Regions from separate parts of the Homo sapiens genome. Here all the other regions are linked to region 1. Evidence: chromatin contacts called from ENCODE Hi-C or POLR2A ChIA-PET data. All regions are on one chromosome and are shown on one strand. The core of a region is the stretch at or near the end of the contact, and the rest is flanking DNA. Distances in the headings are between cores, read along the strand shown.

Region 1 (2,700 bases), core at 119-2,618:
CTTGTAGGTATGTTGTCAATATGAGCTACTCTGTAAATGATAAATAATAATTGACTGGTGAGTCTAGGCAAGGCAAGTCAATGAGATTACAAGAAAAGAGATGTTAGGCCTTCAGAAAGATGGAAATTTCTCTTTGTCCCTGCAGGGACTGTTGCAGAGCATTAGAGCCACCCTCAAACAGTTACCCAGTGAGTCTCCTCAAAGCAAGTGGCACTGAGATACAACCTTCCTACAGGTTTTCAAGTCATCTCGTGTGGTGCACAGTCCTCGCCCTACCTCGAAGGCCCGGGCGAAGTTTTCCTGAGTGTGTATACTCATCTCTTTGTGTTGTCTCTGGCAGGGAGCAAGTGAGTACAGGATTGGAGTAATAGGCATTTTTAGGCTTGAGATGGCTTTGTGTGTTTGGTTAATGTCACTACATTTCCTAGGGGATAATAAAAGTCTAGCATGATAAAAGATCTCGTCTTACAAGGTCCCGATGTAAAGTTTGGAGCCTAACTTAGAATTTAAAATAAAATACATTTTGACCCATTGTATTGAGAGCTGGTATAATTTAATATAGTGAGCCCCTCGGCTTCTGGTTGGTTGGGTTATAAAGCTTCTTATTCATTCGCTCATCCATTAATGCATTTCTCCTATGAGGAAGCTTTTTCCTTTGAGCTGAACACACAAAATTAATCGTGCTCGAACTCTCCAAATTTTGTGAGTTCCCTGGTAACTGACTGTATGGAAGACAGAAATAAAAATCAGAATAAACTTTTATTTTCTGAATCAGAAAGCAGTTGCTCCAGCTTTTGGTGGTCACATTGCTAAGATGTAAAAAACAGAAGTTAGGTGAAATAAATTAAGAATAATTATTTTGGAGAAAGAGAGGGTAGTGTTTGACTAAATTAGAAACATTCTCTGAGTCTTAGAAGCGTGAATGATTTAAATGAGGTTCCAGCATAGTATTGCATGTGGTTTCTATTTTAGAGTTTTCCCACTTGAAAACAAACTTTGAGGATTTTTATTGAAGTCCATCAGTTTTAACTTACTCAAAGCTTAGCAGCCACCTTTTGCTTTTCTTCCCGTTCCCCCCACCTCATGCTGTGAAGAAAGTCATACACCATTGTGGTGTTGATTGAAACCTTTATTTCTCCAGGTCTCCTCTCATAAACTGGGCTAAGAAACACAAAGGACATTTGACACTTCATGACTACATAAGATGTGCTGTTCCTCTCTCTTTCTGTTTGAAAGTGACTTGGCAGGGTGAAGTTGAGAACCCCTTGGAAAGGAGGAAGCCGAAATGCAAACAAAGTTGAATCATGAAGTGATGTCACTCTGAACCAATTGGAGCAGTGGTGTCATGTGCCTGGCAGCTACTTCAAATGCCCACAAAACAGGAGTAATGGTTTAAGCTGTTTCCCTCTTCCCCTCCCACCACCAATCAGCAGCAGACTGCTAGAGGACAGATGCAAAACAGTTATTAGACCAGGCTTAGTTAGACATGGAGGATGCATCTTAACAAGTTAGTACCTTTTTGCAAAGCATGAAGACTAATTCAAAGTCTATTTTCTGGTTTTGCTCTACCAGTACGGCCAAAACCATTTCTTTTTAAGTGAGAAGTGGGGATATGGTCAGGTTTGATTCCAGTTGAAGTTGTGAGCTGCACAGGGCTGGTCTGAGCCCAGTGGCATCTTTCCAGGTGTCAGAGCCATGATTTTAAGCTCCTGTTAAATTCACAGTGCTTAGTAACCATAACTTCTTGGTTTCATGATCATAGGGGTTTTTGCATAGCTGCCACCCCCATTTTCTGTTTGTGATCCAGTAGTTAAAACTCCCAGAAAATATTTCTCACCCTGGTTTAAATAAACAAAACAGCCACCACAAAAACAAACAAAAACTTGGCTAACCACTATTTTCAGGCATATTCTGAGAGAGAAAGAGGGGGAAAAAAAGACTAGACATCCTAAAATTAAGCAACATTATTTTTGGAATTGTGTTGTTTCTTATACTCAGTCATTTGTGAATGATGTGGTTCAAACAAAACTGAAACAAAAATAGTTTTTCTCATTAAAAATATGTTTGTCGCATAGCCAGCACTCGGAACTAGGGAGGGTAACATGGAAGTATTGTCATTCTCGGGGCTGACTGGTTGACAGCAGCCTATACAGGAGTGGAGAATATTGACAGGGCTGCCCGTTCTCCCCAGGTCGAAGAGAGCAAATGCACATCCCTGTGTGCACGGCCACCTGGTTCCTCTCCTCACTTGCTGGTGAGTATTGAACGGCTCACATAATTAGGCAGAACTCAGGAACTTTCCTCCCTATCTCTTTCACTCTTCTGAAATGCCCTTTATGTTTTCCTCTGCTCTTTCAGTCCCAGTGCCTTTTCTCTGGTGCAGCCTCATGGTTCGGTCTCACCTTCAGCTTTTCCTTCCCTCCAATACATCCTGTAAATTATTGTCAGACTTCTTCTTATCTAAATAACTCGTTTAGGTAAGGTACTCATATGTTCAAAATACCATGGTGGCTCCCTGTTCTCTGTGATGTGAAGTCCTAACCATTAGACTCAGCTTTCCCCCAGGACACCTTGGCTTATCTTCTTGCTGCTTTCCAGAGGCATGGGCCATTAGGCTGGTTTTCTGAAGGTTCTGCCAAAAGGCTGGGCCCTTGTCTCCCACCCCACTGCTGTTACTCATGTGTTCTCCCACTTGCTCGG
Region 2 (2,700 bases), core at 79-2,578, 35 kb after region 1:
GGATTACAGGCGTGAGCCACCACGCCCAGCCTACGTCTTTAAAAATAAATGTAAATACCCAAGGCTCACAGTTCCGTTCTTCCATCTAGTCTAGCACCGTCCAGTGGAAGTTTCCACCATGATGGACTGTTCTGTGGATGCCCTGTCCAGTACAGGAGCCGCTAGCCACATGTGGCTATGGAGCACTTGAAATGTGGCTAGTGCTACGGAGGAACTGGATTTTGGATTTTTTTAAAGTTTTAATTTAAATTTGAATAGCTACATGTGGCTAATGGCTACTGGACATCACAGATCTAACACAGGATTAACTGACAAAATTCTTTCCTCTTAAAAATATGTGTTTATTTTGATAAGGATAACTGAGACCTGTACATTCCATTTTTCCTGTCATATTTAGGGCTCATAAAGGGGGTGGTATGCACGTTTTAAAAAATGCAACACAACCAGTTAAACCAGCTGTCTAATTGTACACATTTCCTGGAGCTGTTGGTGTTGATTATTAGCAAATACTAAGTACTTGTAATGACCTAAGAACTATAAGACAAGCAAGTCGTCTTCTGTAACTGAGTATCAGCGGATTCAAGCGTTAAGGAAAATGATTAAGAGAAAACAACCAAAAAAGTCTTAATGGTTCTGTCAATCAAGTGGCTATCAATTCATGGCTATTCAAAAGCTTTTGTGGCTATGAAAATAAACTAGATTGAAAAAATTCTAAAACAAAATTGAAACACTCATTTGAGTTTAAAATTTTAGTTGAGTTGATTTTTATTTCTTGTTTTGGTTCATTTGTAGTTTCCCCCCGCTTCGTTGTTTCCTCAGATATGGAGAATAAAGCCTGGCTGGTCAGTTTCAGTTTTTATTTAAATTCATTTTGTCTTCATTCCTTTTAATCTAGCACAGTCCTGTGATGTATTGGGATCACAGTGCTCTGGGGAAACATTGAAATATAAAAACATTTTCCTGAAAACATTTCCAGTTATATTTAATTTTCCTCCTTGAATAGAAAAATATTTCCAACTTAATCCTCCCTCTCCCCTCTTGAAATGAATTGCATGCTTTGGAAATAACATCAATCCACCCAAGTACACAAGGACAATCTCAGCCATTTAATCGAGATATAAAGGCTTAGAGAACTCTGGGCTTCGGAGGCACAGACTCCACCTTTCAGGATGCTAATAAACGTGGACGAGGTCTCGCCTGGGCTTCCTCCTCCATTGTTCAGCGCAGCAAACCAGCACAGCACTCCGTGGCCAGGGTTTGCGGGGAGAAATCTCTCACTCTGTTTTAGTAGCATCATCATCCTTATCAGCACCCTGCTTTTATTTTTGAACAGCCAAACTTCCTCTTTCCAAACTTCGTGTGACATCTGGGACCAGCTATGTTTGAAGGAGTCTGAACATGCCACATAGTGGCTCACGCTTTTAAGGGAGGAAGGCCAGTAAGCCTCCTCAATGGCAGAATTCTACTTTCAGTCTACCCTTTGGTTCTGTTGTGGTTGTTCCTTAGAACTTTATTCTGCTCATTAGGAAGCCCAGCCTCCGGGGAGGGTTTAGCTTCTCATCTAAGCAAGAAGTAAAATGTCATAATGGAGGAAAAAAAAAAAAAAGTCCAAACTTTTTTTGGACTTTTAGAAACACATCCAGTTTGAGCTCCACTGAGCTATCATTGCAGTTACAAAGCCCATGTATATTGAGATCGGTGTAAAAATTCAGCATGTCCACCTGCATAATTATGACCAGTGTATTGAAAGCACATTTCATTTAGTTTTGCAACAGCCGATGAGGTAGATTCTACCAACATTGTTTTACGGAAGAACAAATGGAAGCCTGGAAAAATAAATTGTCTACCTCACACACTTCGCAGGTGGTAAACACAGGATTTGAACTAAGACATACTTGATTTTAAAGTGTTTGCTTTTCCTTTGCACTACTGCATCTGCGATGTTTGCACTCAGACACTCTAGAATATTTGGTGTTGCATGTTTTTGCCCCAAGAAAGAACCCATTAAAATGAAACTTTCCAGTTCGTAAGCTTTGCCCTCAAGAAGGGAAAGAACTTCTTGCAAGGTTTCTGAAACAAAAAGAAAATGAAAAGTAACTTTACTGTATCTGGGTTTTCTGATTAAATTACGGTTTTTGCAAGCTTGTGCATTTCTCAGTGTCCAGATAGCCAGGATTTTTCCTTTTAATAAATATCACTTTAAAAAACAAACACACACATTCTTAAATGCATGATTAACTGTATAGATTGATTTAGTTATAAGATGTCCTAGCCTAAATATAAGAAGGTGTATGTGTTAGAATTAATTTCTTCAATAAAGAGAAAGAAATTCAGGAATTGTGGTTCTGTTGGTCTTCTGTACTGTATATTTTTGTGCAGCCAAAGCAGCATGCCTTGCTTCTTGGTTTCATGACCACATGGGTAGTTTCTTGAAGTTTTTTCTTTTGAGATGGAGTCTTGCTCTGTCACCCAGGCTGGAGTGCAGTGACGCGATCTCGGCTCACTGCAACCTTCACCTCCCGGGTTCAAGCAATTCTCCTGCCTCAGCCTCCCGAGTAGCTGGAATTACAGGCATGTGCCACCATACCTGGCTAATTTTTGTATTTTTAGTAGAGACGGGGTTTCGCCATGTTGGCCAGGCTGGAGTTTCTTGAAGTATTGACTGATCCTTGACTCTGAACTGTATGATCAAAGACTTTT
Region 3 (2,700 bases), core at 91-2,590, 46 kb before region 1:
AGGGTTTCCGATTCAGCAGGTCTCGGGCTGGTTGGATGATGAGAATTTGCATTTCTGTCAAGTTCCCATGTGATCCTTTTTGGGGTCTGGGACCACACTTTGAGAACCACTGGTCTATTAAACAAATCTTTGCAAATTAGGGAGGTGTGTTGTGGGAGGAAGAGACTGATAGTTGAAAGAATATTTGCCTAAATACAGTGCCTAGTATTTGCCAAGTACGCAGCCTTCTTTCTGGCTTTAATCATACAGACTTTCTCAATCACATGTAATTGCACATCCTTTAAGCAGCTTTTGACTGACTTTGGTTTTCTCTTTTGTGGTGATTTTCCTTAAACTCCCGAAGGGAGGGTGGAAGGGGCAAGAGAAATTTTTATTTATTTATTTTAATTTAATTATTTTTTATTATTTATTTTTTTATTTTTTTTTTGAGATGGAGTCTTACTCTGTCGCCCAGGCTGGAGTGCAGTGGTGTGATCTCAGGTCACTGCAACCTCCGCCTCCCGGGTTCCAGCAATTCTCCTGCCTCGGCCTTCTGAGTAACAGGGTCTATGGGCATGTGCCACCATGCCGGGCTAATTTTTTGTATTGGTAGTGGAGATGGGGTTTTGCCATGTTGGCCAGACTGGTCTTGAACTCCTGACCTCAGATGATCCACGCGCCTTGGCCTCCCAAAGTGCTGGGATTACAGGTGTGAGCCACTGCGCCCAGCCAGATTTTATTTCTTTAAAAAAGAAACTTACTAGTTATCAGGACACTTGTGTTCTTGGTACTTGATTTTGTCAGCATTATTTTTAAGAGCCTCTTCCCTCCTTCCCCCTACCTCCCTGTTGAGCCCAGGCTCTGAAATAACATAGGTGCATGTGAAGTTCCCCTACCTGCCATTACCAGACATTGGTGCTGGGCGGCCCTCACCTCCACCTCCTCTCACCTGAGGCCACAGCGGTGTGCAAGGATGTGGTCTGTCTTGAGTGTGTTTTCAAAGCAGCTGTTTGGTCTGTGCCTTGGATGTTTTTCCACAGATAAGCCCAAAAGAGAACCACATCTTAAAACGCCCGTGACCTTGAATGGTCTTTCCGGAGGGGCGGCTGGATTTGTGCTCTCATCGTCTCAGGTATGTGTCAAGCCACTGTTGTTTCAGAGCTGGACACAGGTGCTTAGGAAAATTCCTCACTGAAGGGTTTTCAGGATTTACAAGTTCTTGCTGTTTTTGTGACCTTGTGTGGTTTCTGGTTTCACAGAAGGCTTTGTTTCTTGGTTCTTGTTGCTGCTTTCAGCCTTGGCCTGTAATCACTGGGCGCCAGGGAGGGCTGCGGTCTGTTTCCCGGGGTGTGCTCAGATACCGTGTCAGTTCACATGTGTTGCTGCAGCGGCAGGGGGCCAGGCAGGAGGGGCGGGTGTCCTGAAGCACGCTCAATTTGCTGATCAGGGCCTTCACTTGGATTTTGCACTTGCCGCAGTGGAGACATTCCTCGTAGCTACTCAGTGTGGTTTGTTTTAAGTGGGCCATCCGTTAATTCATGTGACCTGGAACTTGGTTAATGTACTTGCCAAGGTTAAAGTTGAGACGCTGTTTGTTAAACCTTTCAAAGAGGGAAGAAGGTTGCCTTGAATTCAGTTCCAGGGTTTGGGAGTCTGAGAGGGAGGTGGTGAGGGGCCCGGGGAGGCCCTGAGAAACAAAATGCTGGTTAAGGACACAGTCTGCTCACCGACCTCGGAAGTCTCTAGACGTCTAAAGAAGTCCAAGCAAGGAATGATGACCGAAGAGGAACCTCAAGGGTGCAGGCGGCTCTGGGATCTCAGCACATCTCAGTGATGGAATGAGCTGCCGGGGAATGACCCCTGTGGGGGCTGTCCAAAGTCAGAGCAGACACAAACGTAGCTCTCCAGGCCCCATACCTTGGTGGGCAAGAGGGCAGCAAGTGCATCCTCACAGTTGATGGGGAGAGCAGCATTTCAGCCTGCAGAAAAGAGAACCACACAGATGTAAGATGAGGTCTGCACTCACTTGCCTGGTCATGCAGAGACGGAGCTGGGAGCAGCTGCATGACTTTTCAGAGAAGTGGCACACGTTTACTGTAAGGGTCCCAAATGTAGACCACTGCAGATCGTAAGGTCTAGATGGAGGGACCAATAGTAGGGAAGTAGGGGAGAAGAAAGTAAAACCTTACAGTATAAAGACCCATAGATGCTCTTTTGTTTTTGATGTGTGTACGGGGGTTAGATATTTATTGAGCACCTACTGCATGACAGAGTGTTCAGCAATGACAATGCAGAGCTTAATAAGAACAGGTTCTAGACTAATCTTTTAGGGGGTGAGGATAGAACAGAAATAGGTAATTATGTCCTGAGAACATGAGAGAGTGTTGGTGGACAGAACGGCGATGTATCCCCAAGGGCAACTGAAGCCTTCACAGAAGATGCAAAGCCTGTACGTGGTCCTCGGAGTCATGCCACATGGTGACTGGTTATCTTAGTCGTAGGAAAACTGAGAAGCTTTGAGGCATGTTCTATCTGTCTTTGTGGGCATCATCTTCATTATTTGAACAATTCAGAGTGCTTGATGCCTTTTGCTTCGTTCTCACAATCCTTGACACTAAGCTGTGGGCTTGGGTTATAGTCACTCATTCTGTTATTCATGTCATTTTGCCTATCCTTCCACTTCACAGATGAGAAGACTGAGACCCAGAGAGGGTCATGGTT

Evidence for each region. A loop is a pair of places that touch in the nucleus more often than their neighbours do. ChIA-PET counts read pairs that join two places held with the same protein, here RNA polymerase II (POLR2A). Pooled maps may share reads with other maps.
Region 2: a map of left cardiac atrium shows a loop between it and region 1 (3-fold over the local background). The contact joins two enhancer-like sites. A Hi-C loop is called at or near these places in 7 of 168 maps with a recorded cell type or tissue (HepG2, dorsolateral prefrontal cortex, endothelial cell of umbilical vein and 3 more) and 2 of 50 pooled maps. POLR2A ChIA-PET finds 5 or more read pairs at or near these places in 5 of 52 experiments (A673, H1, Panc1 and 2 more).
Region 3: a loop to region 1 is called in a map of sciatic nerve, with 22 times the contacts of the local background. The contact joins two enhancer-like sites. A Hi-C loop is called at or near these places in 2 of 168 maps with a recorded cell type or tissue (left cardiac atrium and sciatic nerve) and 1 of 50 pooled maps. POLR2A ChIA-PET finds 5 or more read pairs at or near these places in 4 of 52 experiments (A673, H1, HepG2 and 1 more).

The regions. Positions count from the first base shown.
Region 1 is chr15:98,821,989-98,824,688 of GRCh38, forward strand. All of the region lies in intron 2 of IGF1R (insulin like growth factor 1 receptor), which reads left to right. Among named protein-coding and RNA genes, the nearest start is that of MIR4714, 39 kb to the left of the region's middle. RefSeq lists enhancers at 484-1,042, 1,043-1,601. Within about 2 kb of position 1,369, at least 3 of the 41 ENCODE cell types and tissues checked have a DNase peak (open chromatin) inside an H3K27ac peak, as active enhancers do.
Region 2 is chr15:98,857,488-98,860,187 of GRCh38, forward strand. All of the region lies in intron 2 of IGF1R (insulin like growth factor 1 receptor), which reads left to right. Among named protein-coding and RNA genes, the nearest start is that of MIR4714, 74 kb to the left of the region's middle. Within about 2 kb of position 1,329, at least 4 of the 41 ENCODE cell types and tissues checked have a DNase peak (open chromatin) inside an H3K27ac peak, as active enhancers do.
Region 3 is chr15:98,775,776-98,778,475 of GRCh38, forward strand. All of the region lies in intron 2 of IGF1R (insulin like growth factor 1 receptor), which reads left to right. LOC124903560 (a long non-coding RNA gene) reads right to left here. Exons shown (of 2, transcript XR_007064772.1): 1 at 1-2,700. Among named protein-coding and RNA genes, the nearest start is that of MIR4714, 7.3 kb to the right of the region's middle. RefSeq lists enhancers at 521-1,428, 1,429-2,335. Within about 2 kb of position 1,341, at least 16 of the 41 ENCODE cell types and tissues checked have a DNase peak (open chromatin) inside an H3K27ac peak, as active enhancers do.